2 separate regions of the Homo sapiens genome follow, and region 2 is linked to region 1. The links are chromatin contacts, found by Hi-C or POLR2A ChIA-PET in ENCODE. All regions are on one chromosome and are shown on one strand. Each heading gives the region's core, a stretch centred on a gene start or an enhancer-like site at or near the end of the contact. The rest is flanking DNA. Distances are from core to core; before and after follow the strand shown.

What was found. A loop is a pair of places that touch in the nucleus more often than their neighbours do. ChIA-PET counts read pairs that join two places held with the same protein, here RNA polymerase II (POLR2A). Pooled maps may share reads with other maps.
Region 2: a map of adrenal gland shows a loop between it and region 1 (4-fold over the local background). The contact joins the promoter of SLC7A7 here to the promoter of LINC02332 in region 1. A Hi-C loop is called at or near these places in 45 of 168 maps with a recorded cell type or tissue (B cell, CD4-positive, alpha-beta T cell, HCT116 and 27 more), 7 of 37 single-sample maps with no recorded cell type and 40 of 50 pooled maps. POLR2A ChIA-PET finds 5 or more read pairs at or near these places in 15 of 52 experiments (BJ, CD4-positive, alpha-beta memory T cell, GM10248 and 11 more).

Annotation. Positions count from the first base shown.
Region 1 is chr14:22,554,655-22,559,500 of GRCh38, forward strand. LINC02332 (long intergenic non-protein coding RNA 2332) reads right to left here and starts at 2,408. Exons shown (of 3, transcript NR_146543.1): 1 at 2,297-2,408; 2 at 2,138-2,199; 3 at 1,657-1,868. LOC105370399 (a long non-coding RNA gene) reads left to right here and starts at 1,912. Exons shown (of 2, transcript XR_007064066.1): 1 at 1,912-2,912; 2 at 4,073-4,846. RefSeq lists enhancers at 744-873, 1,454-1,553, 1,604-1,943, 2,804-3,013 and a silencer at 2,054-2,103.
Region 2 is chr14:22,813,760-22,818,918 of GRCh38, forward strand. It overlaps SLC7A7 (solute carrier family 7 member 7), which reads right to left and starts at 1,676. Exons shown (of 10, transcript NM_003982.4): 1 at 1,561-1,676. RefSeq lists enhancers at 971-1,477, 1,666-1,765.

The sequences.
Region 1 (4,846 bases), core at 1,158-3,657:
CTCAGCTCCACCCCTGAGAAATTTCCGTCTAAATCCAGGAGATCCTTGATTCAGCAAGAACCTTCCCTCATGTCCGAGGCTGTTAAACCTAAAGCCAGTTAGGGCAGAGGTCAGAGGGGTGGACCAGGAGCAAGTGGGTCGAGGGTGAGCAAGTGTTGGGAGTGGGGATAGAAACTCCATCCATCTCCGACTGCTCTGCTCGCATATCTGGCTCCAGGGCCCACCTGGTATGTCAGAGGGAATTAGAACGGCCTTGTGAGGAGGCTCAGGAGAAGGGCTCCTGTGCCCACCGGCCAAGTCAGCACTGGGCCTAACGCCACCACAGCAAAGCCCCTCAGTGCAGAGGGCCCAGCTATACGGAACTGGGCATTGCTTAGCCTGGAGGGAATAGGCAGCTGAGGAGACCTGGAAAACACAGTCATGAAGAGACTGGCCATGAAGACCCACAGACCCTGCGAGCCAAGGCCTTGGGCTGCAGCTGCAGCTGCAGCTCTACCAGCCTGGACCCAACCTCAGGCCGACATCCCAGCAGGGAACATGTTACTAAGGCCAGTTGTAGAAGGGACTTCTCTGGACACATGCCCTACTCTCCCAAAAGACTTAAGCACAGGCCAGTCCCAAAGGCAGAAGAATGGACTAAATGAGCTCTTGTGGCCCCAGCCCTAAGATTCTAGAGGACTCTCTGAAACTTCACTTGAAGACTTGACCTCTGAGTGCAACTGGAGTCACAGCCACTCAGGAGAAAGGGCAGGCTATGCAAGCACGTGCTTCAGGAGCATCCTGGTGAGGTCTTCAGCTCTGACAGAGCAACCCCTCTGCTGCTACCCTCACTGGGGGCAGCCATCTGAGTCTTAAGGAGTTGCTTATTTTTTAGGTCCAAACATAAAATTCAACTCCCCTGGGATCACGTATACAGACAGGCCTATAGCACCTTATTATCAGGTACCATCCTAGTGTGGAAGTCCCCTGGCCTGTGTGCTCTGTGGGATGGGAATGTCCCTTGTCATCAATGTGTCCCCAGGAACTAGAACAGTGCCTGGCACACAACAGATGCCGTTAAATGAATAAGTGAATGACTCCTGCAGTTAGGCTCTGGGTGGGGGGAGCTGAGTGTGAGGAGTGGGGAGTACAGGAGAAAGGAAAGTGGGGATTAGTAGAGGAAGTGGTCAGGTGAGTCAATGCTTCACAGTTTTGCCAAGAGCTAAAGTAACTTGTCAAGAACTTCAGAACAAGGAAAGCCTGAGTGGTGGCCCCTTGCTCAGGGCAGCCCCCAGGCAGGCACACATCTATCCAACAAAGCCTGGAGGACAGGGACTGTGGTAAATCACGCAGGGTACCTGGGAGTCTGACCTCACTGTGTGACCACACTGAGGTCCAGAGCCAACAGTCACTTTATGTGGGTTCGCCTCAGTTTCTCCATGAGTCCTACTCTAAAACCCATCTACCTCCGTGAGCCATGTGTGGGAAGACGAGCTTCTGACTGGGATGAGTCTGGGGGAGCAAGCACATGGAGACCCAGTGCTGTCATTCTGGCTGCCGGAAGGCTGCAGGACCACCAGCGCCCTGCGTCTGTGTCAAGGCCACCTGGGCAACGCGGCGAGGGGTGGGGAGTGCAGGCCTCCTTTCACACAGAGACACACAGGCCTGAGGCCTCTCTGGGTAGCACACATAGAGCTATATTTTGCAATTAATAAACAGGTCAGACATTGAGTCAGTAGCCACAAGTAGAACAGGAAGTGGAAAAAGTCTCCCACTTCCCTCCAGGTGTTTGGGGGCTGGGGCGGTCCCCTCCCATTTCCATGACGTCATGGTTACCAAGAGGGGCAAGTAGGGCACCCTTTGAAGCTCTCCCGCAGAAGCCACATCCTCTGGAAAGAAGAGTTTAAAATACTGAGTTAGAGATAGCATCGCCCCAGGCCACGTGCCGAGGGGAGCAGGCTGGGCCGTTACACCACCCCCCAACCGCAGGTGCAGCAAGGCCAACATGCCAGGCTGGGAGGGGCTGCCGGCCCCTCGGTGACTTGCACCGGGCCCGCAAGCAGGCTGGGGAGGTGCTGCTGGCCCCACCGCTGAGCCGCCTCCCTCACCGCACCTCTGCTGCCCCTCCAAACCAGCCAAGATCAGACCTTGATCTCACCTGATTAAGCGCTTGCTTAGTACAGGGCAGACCCTCGAGACTTATGCTCAGGCCAGTGTCTCCTGGGAGGGAAGGAGGTGGGGAGGCCGTATTTGCCCCCACACAGAGCTAGGGCTGATTCTCTGAGGGACCCCCCCCCAATAGCACCTCCCCCCTTACCCTGATGCTTGTCCATTAGGTGATGGCCCTAATGGACGCCTTGATGGACACGTCCGGGACCCAGGGACCCGGAGACCAGGAATCTGCTGGTCTCAGGGAGCCGCAGAACCTGAAACCCAAAAATACCAGGCTTGATCGCCTGCTCTTCGGTAGTGTCGCCATCCACCCGCATGGGGGCAGCAGCGCTCCACCAAAAAGACCTCTTCTCCCTTTGTCTGTTAATTCTGGAGATAGAAAGCCCCCAAAGTTTAGGAAAAGCTCTTTTCCGAGGAAAATAAAAGGGCAGGTGACTTTTATCCCACAAGTCCCTGCCCTGTGCCCGTCACTGCGCTGGGCGCAAGGCCTGTGTCATCCTGTCACATCCCCCCCCAAAGGAGAGGAGGGCCTGGGGCCTGGGCCGGCAGCAGGGGGCGCTGTTCGTCCGGGATCGTCAGACCCGCTCCACCCGGAGCCCTGGAGGAAGTGCCCAGGGAGGGCTGGGGGCCCGGAGGAGGCCTTGGGTTCGGAATTAGGCTGGCTGGAGTCCGGGATCCACCACATCATACACTCGTGCCTTTGGCAGGTCACTAACCGCCCACCGCCTCAGTTTCCCGGTGGGACGAACTCTCTCTCACAGGTAGTTTAAGAACCAGGCTTTCTTTGGCATTGTATACCTGCCATGTGCCAGGCTGTGTCGTGCTCTGGGGATTCAGTCTCTGTGCAAACTATGACTCCATACAGATGAAGTCCAAGAACAGGCAAAACGCATCACAGGTGATAGAAATTAGGGCACTGTTTGCCTCTGGGGTAGAAGGATGGATTGAAAAGGGGCACGAGGAAACCTTCAGGGGTGGTGGAAATGTTCCATATCTTTATCTTGGGTGATGGCTATATATATATCAAATGCATCATTAGTGTATTTTCATGTAATTATGCCTCAAGAAAGTACTGCTCCCATTAAATACACACACACACACACACACACACACACACAGAGTTTCTGTCTTCAAGGAGTTAACAGTCCAGTGAGTAGTGGGTATGAAAGAGATGTGTTAATGGCTGCAATTGCAAGACAGAGGCTTTTGTTACTATATTCTCCTCAGGCAGGAGTCCTCAGGCAGGAGGCAGGAGAACCAGTTGTTTGTCCCTAAGCGTCACTGCCCCTCACTAGCCTTCTCTCCTGGGGCCTTTAATTTTTCTGAGTCCCCATGTGTTATTATTCACATAGAGATAAAAATACCTGCCCACCTATTCTCAGTGTTGTTGAAGGGATTGAAAGCAGTAATGGGTGTGGAATGCTTAGTAAACTGAAATCCCAGTGCAAATATGAAGTGGGAATGCATCAGAATGCCCAGGAAGACGAACCATGACCCGAACAAGATGGGCTGGGCCAGGTCAGATGGCACTGCCATACTGAGAAAAAAGTGGGCTGGCTGCGGCTTCACACAGCCCGGGAGAGCTCAGAACTCCCCAGGCCCTGCCGGTGCGCTGGTGTTTCTCATAGTATGTGGCCACCTCTCCAGTCACTTCGGCCCTAGGAGCTTCTTGTTACACCATGATTTTGTCACTACCTCCGCAGCTTCCCACCTCCTGCTTCCGGCTTCCAGAAGGAAGCGCGTGATGGAGGGGAAATGACAGGGCCAGGAGGCAGCGGTCAGGCTGGGCCGAGTTTCTGACAGAAGCCAACACTTCTGGCCCCACAGTGCTCACGGCCTCCCTGACTCCTCACCACATCACAGCTGAAAAGGCTCACGTCTTATCTCCCCTCTCAACCTCTGGGGGCTTCTCTGCTTTCAGAAGGAGCCCCTGGAGCCCCTGGCCGAACACATCTGAAAGCACGGAGCCAGACCTCTGCAGCGCCCTCCAGCGGGCAGGTTCTGCGGGCAGCCATCTCCTCGCAGGCCAGAACACCCCACGTCACTCCAGGACGGTTCGCCACCTTTGAGAAGAGAGGACTCCAGTGTCTGTTCGCTCTGGAAATGTGGGCATGTTCCCATTCCAAAGGTGATAGGATCTGAGGGGAGGATCCTTCCCATTTTCAAAGCCTTCCTAAAATCCCACTGATTAGTGGGGAGGAGTGCAAGTCTACCCTTTCCCCGAACCACCCACATGAAATTTAGCAACAACAACAACAAAAAAGGAAAATATTAGAGGAAGATCATATAAGTGTAAGAAGACAAGGCTGGCAGGACCTAAGAGAGTCTAGGTAGATGAAGGAATATGGTTTACATAATGGGGAGCACCTGGTCTCCATTTCATGCTTCCAGCCTTGATGGGAGGAAAGTAGGTAAACCTTAAAAGGGACTTCTTTCCAGTGGAGGCTGCAAGATTCTATTTTTACCAACCTCTAAGGTGTCCACCTTATCCTTGCTGACCCAAGTTATTCCAGTGATTTACCAAGGGAAATGGGTGGAACGACATCCTTATCTGGACTCCTTATTAACAATATCCTACATCTGTACAACACCAAAGCAAACATCAACTCTTTTGATCAAAATGATAAACCCCAGTGGTAGACAGAGTATTCTCTCCTCTTTTACAAATCAGAAGGCACATGGAGCGGCTTGCACA
Region 2 (5,159 bases), core at 426-2,925, 260 kb after region 1:
TTACAGGCACCTGCCACCACGCGTGGCTAATTTTTTTTTTTTTTTTTTGAGATGGAGTTTTGCTCTTGTTGCCCAGGCTGGAGTGCAATGGCGCGATCTCAGCTCACTGCAACCTCCGCCTCCCGGGTTCAAGTGATTCTCCTGCCTCAGCCTCCCAAGTAGCTGGGATTATAGGCATGCACCACCACACCCAGCTAATTTTGTATTTTTAGTAGAGATGGGGTTTCTCCATGTTGGTCAGGATGGTCTCAAACTCCCGACCTCAGGTTATCCGCCCGCCTCGGCCTCCCAAAGTGCTGGGATTACAGGCGTGAGCCACCTTGCCCAGCCTCCAACTTGAATTTTTAAGAGAAGGCACTCATTCGCCAGAGAGAAAGGATCTGTCTCTCATCATTAGGACATTGCTGCCCACCCGACTCACCAAATAGAGAACTAAATCTTGGGCCGGGCGCTGTGGCTCACATCTGTAAACCCAGCACTTTGGGAGGCCAAGGCGGGCAGATCACCTAAAGTCGGGAGTTCGAGACCAGCCTGACCAACATTTAGAAACCCAGTCTCTACTAAAAATACAAAAATTAGCCATGCGTGGTGGCACATGCCTGTAATCCCAGCTGCTTGGGAGGCTGAGGCAGGAGAATCACTTGAGCCCGGGAGGCAGAGGTTGCGGTAAGCTAAGACTGGGCCATTGCACTCCAGCCTGGGCAACAAGAGCAAAACTCTGTCTCAAAAAAAAAACAAAATCAAAAACAAAACACTAAATGTTGGTTCTCTCTGAGCCTGCTATAATACAAGACAGGCATGGGGGCAGTGTGGCGGCTCCCAGAAAATAACTATAATGGCTTGACCCCGAGTTTTCAGCCTTATCCAAAACCCGTCTTCCCTCCAATTTCAGCTTCAGGGATCACCTGTGCTGAGGTACAACATTAGGAACTGACCCTACCAGCAGCTAATCTGTGGGAGCGTCTCATGACACTGCTCTTTTCCCCAAGGACTCTACGTCTGCCAAAACTAAAGGCTTCAGAAACCTGCTGGAAACCCACAACCATCCTCCTGCCCAAAGAGCATCCCTTAACCCTTAGCTGGAGTCTTCAGCCCTGGCAAAGCCCAAGTAGACCCACTTCACCCTGAAAGAAGACAGGCTATTATCTTTTCCTTGCTTTTCCTTTCCCATTCTCTGGTATTCTAAGCCTCCTGCTATCGATCCCTCACATCAGCATCGTTGAATCACCCAAAAAAGTATGAATGAGAGAAGGGCGATCCAATGTACCATAAAACCTAGGGATGATTGGAGGCAGCTGATGGCCACTCCCTACCCCAGAGTTGCTGCTGGAGAGATATCACCCCGAGCCAAGGCAGGGAGACAGCTGCAGCCAGGCAGCACATGCTGGAAAACACCGAACAGGAGACAGCTGAGAGGAAAATGGGAGAGGCTAGTCAAGCAATGGAGAGATGTTAGGGTGAGAGGCACTCGGGAGAAGAAGCGATTAGACACTGCACAGCAGCAAAGAGGAGGGTTAGCAAGGTAAGTGGAGATGAGAAGAGGGTGGAACGCACACTCACTCCTTGGTCCTGGATATAAGCAGGTTCTCACGGCAGTGTGAGCAGCAGTCAGGGAGAGAAGTGCCTTCCAGGATCTGTGGTCTGATGCTCCTCCTTCCCAGCCAGCAGTAAAAGGGAAGGCCAGACAAATGCCTATGGATTTAAGCAAGAAGGGTGGAGGAGGTGAGGCAGCCCGCAAAGGAAGGAGTGAGGGAGGGGGAAAGGAGTATTAAGCAACCATCTGGGTCCAAGGTTCACTGGCCCTTCACATCTGCAAAAGGGGCAGCTAGGAGCTCTTGGCTCAGCACTTTCTGTGATAAGAAGGTGCTCTCTCAGGAATCTCCTTTGTCAGCTCTGCTCTGGGACCAGGGGCCCAGAAGAAAGGACAGTCAGCTGAGTGCAGTATCTGTAGCCCTGGGGAAGCTGTCCCAGAGCAAGTTAGCTGAGGACAGGACAGTAGCGGGGAAGGAATACACAGCACTCTCTCTCTCTGTGTCCTCCATGCCCCACCCTAGCCTCTCTTCTCTCTCACCCCAAGCATTTAAGAAAGGGAGGAAGGTTGCACAGTGTGACACAAAGGCTTGTTCCCATGCTGAGATTACAGGAAGTGTAAGAGCAGTCTCTACACCATGTGACTGGGTGTTCTAAGAGAACTCTGCACACTTCCCCATGCAAAGAGAGACTGGGGGGTTGCCTCCAAGCCTGGGCCACTGCCCCAAAGTCTGAGCCTCAGACTACTTCAAAAGAAACACAGTCAAGAGATCAAATATCTGACTGCATCCCCACCAGACCCACGTGCCTTTTCATTCTTGACAAAACATACCAAGATCTCTGGGATAAGCATAAATTCCTATAAACGCCTTCCTCAAATATAAGTTGACTCCACTTTCCTAAAAAATATGAGGAAATCAGGCCAGACGCGGTGGCTCACGCCTGTAATCCCAGCACTTTGGGAGGCTGAGGCAGGCGGATCACAAGGTCAGGAGATCAAGACCATCCTGGCTAACACGGTGAAACCCCGTCTCTACTAAAAACACAAAAAAATAAAAATTAGCCGGGCGTGGTGGCGGGCACCTGTAGTCCCAGCTATTCGGGAGGCTGAGGCAGGAGAATGAGGAGAATGGCATGAACCCGGGAGGCGGAGCTTGCAGTGAACCCACATTAGGCCACTGCACTCCAGCCTGGGCAACACAGCAAGACTCCATCTCAAAAAAAAAAAATTAAAAAAGAATATGAGGAAATCAGATTTCACTGAATTCTGTTGGACAGACAGGCCCAGAACAGGCAGAGGAAGCTGAGCACTTTTTGGAAATCACATAGTTTATGCTATCTTTATTATTTACTTTAAATCTGGTATTCTGAGTCTCTTTTACCAACAGAAATAGACCCTATCCATTCTGAAATCCAACTGTCTGTTTCTTCTCCTATCTGTTCTAACCCTCTTTGGTTATTCTACAACCAGAGAATAGAGATCTAAATATCTCTGGGAGACATCTCTACCATACATCCTCCCATTCTAGCTCTTTAAACTTTTAATTTAATCTAGGAGGAGGATTCTGGTGTGAGCGTTCCCAGAGATCATGCTTCTCCCAAGACAGGCTCACAATGATCTGAAATCCTTCTGGAGGAGACTCTCCTTTTCTCCAAAATGCTCCTGTAATAATAATTGCTATCACTTATTGAGCACTTACTGGGCCAGACACACTGCTAAGGACTTAAGCACATTATCTCATGGAACCTCCAGAGCTCATATACTCTTAATCACACAAGTATACTATCTCTCCATCTCCCCATCCCCCTGGCCTGCCTTAGTCTCTAGGCCTTCCTTTTATTTTTTTTTTTTTTTATTTATTTTCTTTTTTTGAGACAGAGTCTCACTCTGTCCCCCAGGCTGGAGTGCAGTGGCACGATCTTGACTCACTGCAACCTCCACCACCTCCTGGTTCAAGCAATTCTCATGCATCAGCCTCCTGAGTAACTAGGATTACACCTGGCTAATTTTTGTGTTTTTATTTCGGTATTTTTATTTTATTTTATTTTATTTTATTTTATTTATTTTGAGACAGACACTTACTCTGTCGCCCAGGCTGGAGTGCAGTGGTGCAATCTCGGCTCACTGCAACCTCCACCTACTGGGTTCAAGCAATTCTCCTGCCTCAGCCTCCCGAGTAGCTGGGATTACAGGTGCACACCACCACGCCCAGCTAATCTTTTTTGTTTTTAGTAGAGTCGGGGTTTCACCACATTGACCAGGATGGTCTTAAACTCCTAAACTCAGGCAATCCGCCCACCTCGGCCTCCCAAAGTGCTAGGATTACAGGCATGAGCCATTGTGCCCAGCCTAATTTTTGTATTTCTAGTAGAGACGAGGTTTTGCCATGTTGGCCAGGCCGGTCTTGAACTCCTGGCCTCAACTGATCCACCTGCTTCTGCCTCCCAAAGTGATGGGATTACAGGCGTGAGCCACCGATGCCACCTTAGACCTTGCTTTTGGACAGGAATTATCTACATGAATTACCTGGGGGAAGATGTAAGCAGACTAGATTAAAAAGAAAGAAAGCCTCTGTCATCCTTCAGTCTATAGCCTAGACGAAAGGCTCCAACAAAGTTTGTTAATCTCCTTCCTGGCTGCCCCTCCCCTTTCTCATTCTTTGCAGGGATAAGAGGTGATTACAAGTCCTCTTGGCAGTGCTGCTATTGCTAGGGTGCCCACTTCTAAAGCAAACAAAAAAAAAAACACAAACACATCATCACGCCTGCCCTTTTAAGACCAAATTCACTGGCACCAAGGGGTGGGCATGTGTCCTAATATGACGTAAAAGAAAGGAAGGAAGGAGGGACAAAGGAAGGGAAAACTGTGAGGGGGAATGGAGAGAGAAGTGTACAGGGTTTCATTCCTGACTGGTAGCATCTGAAAAGTGAAGTCCTATCCGTGGAATTTTGAGACAGAAATCTGCTGGGGGTAAAACCCACACTCCAGCAAACAGCACGCCCTAGTGGTAGCACCAGGAAGTGCTAGTGGACTCTAACCTACTTCAGTCTGCCCGTGCGCACTAGGCAAGGGAGGCTGCCATGCATTGAGAACATGAAGACCCCCTCTTTTCTCAACCACTACCTAGCACCCTGGACAAGAAGGCACCATCTTTGGCAGCTCACATTTCTCCCTGAGACCCTGGGTCTTAGGGTAATGCTTCCACCATTCAGGCAGCCCCACCATTCAGGCAGCCTGGGACCAGCAACACCCCTAGGCTCTCCCAAAGGGGCTCTTCTACCCCAGGTTTTTGGTTTTTTTTTTTTTTTGGTTTTTGGGTTTTTTTTACCCGAGATGGAGTTTTGCTTTGTCCCCCAGGCTGGAGTGCAGTGGCACAATCTCTGCTCACTGCAACCTCTGCCTCCCGGGTTCTCCTGCCTCAGCCTCCCAAGTAGCTGGGATTACAGGTGCCCGCCACCGCGCCCAGCTAATTTTTGTATTTTTAGTAGAGATGGGGTTTCACCATGTTGTCCAGGCTGGTCTCGAACTCCTGACCTCGTGATCCTCCCACCTCAGCCTCCCAAAGTGCTGGGATTAAAGGTGTGAGCCACCGTGCCTGACCCACCCCAGGTTTTACATGAGAAACCCC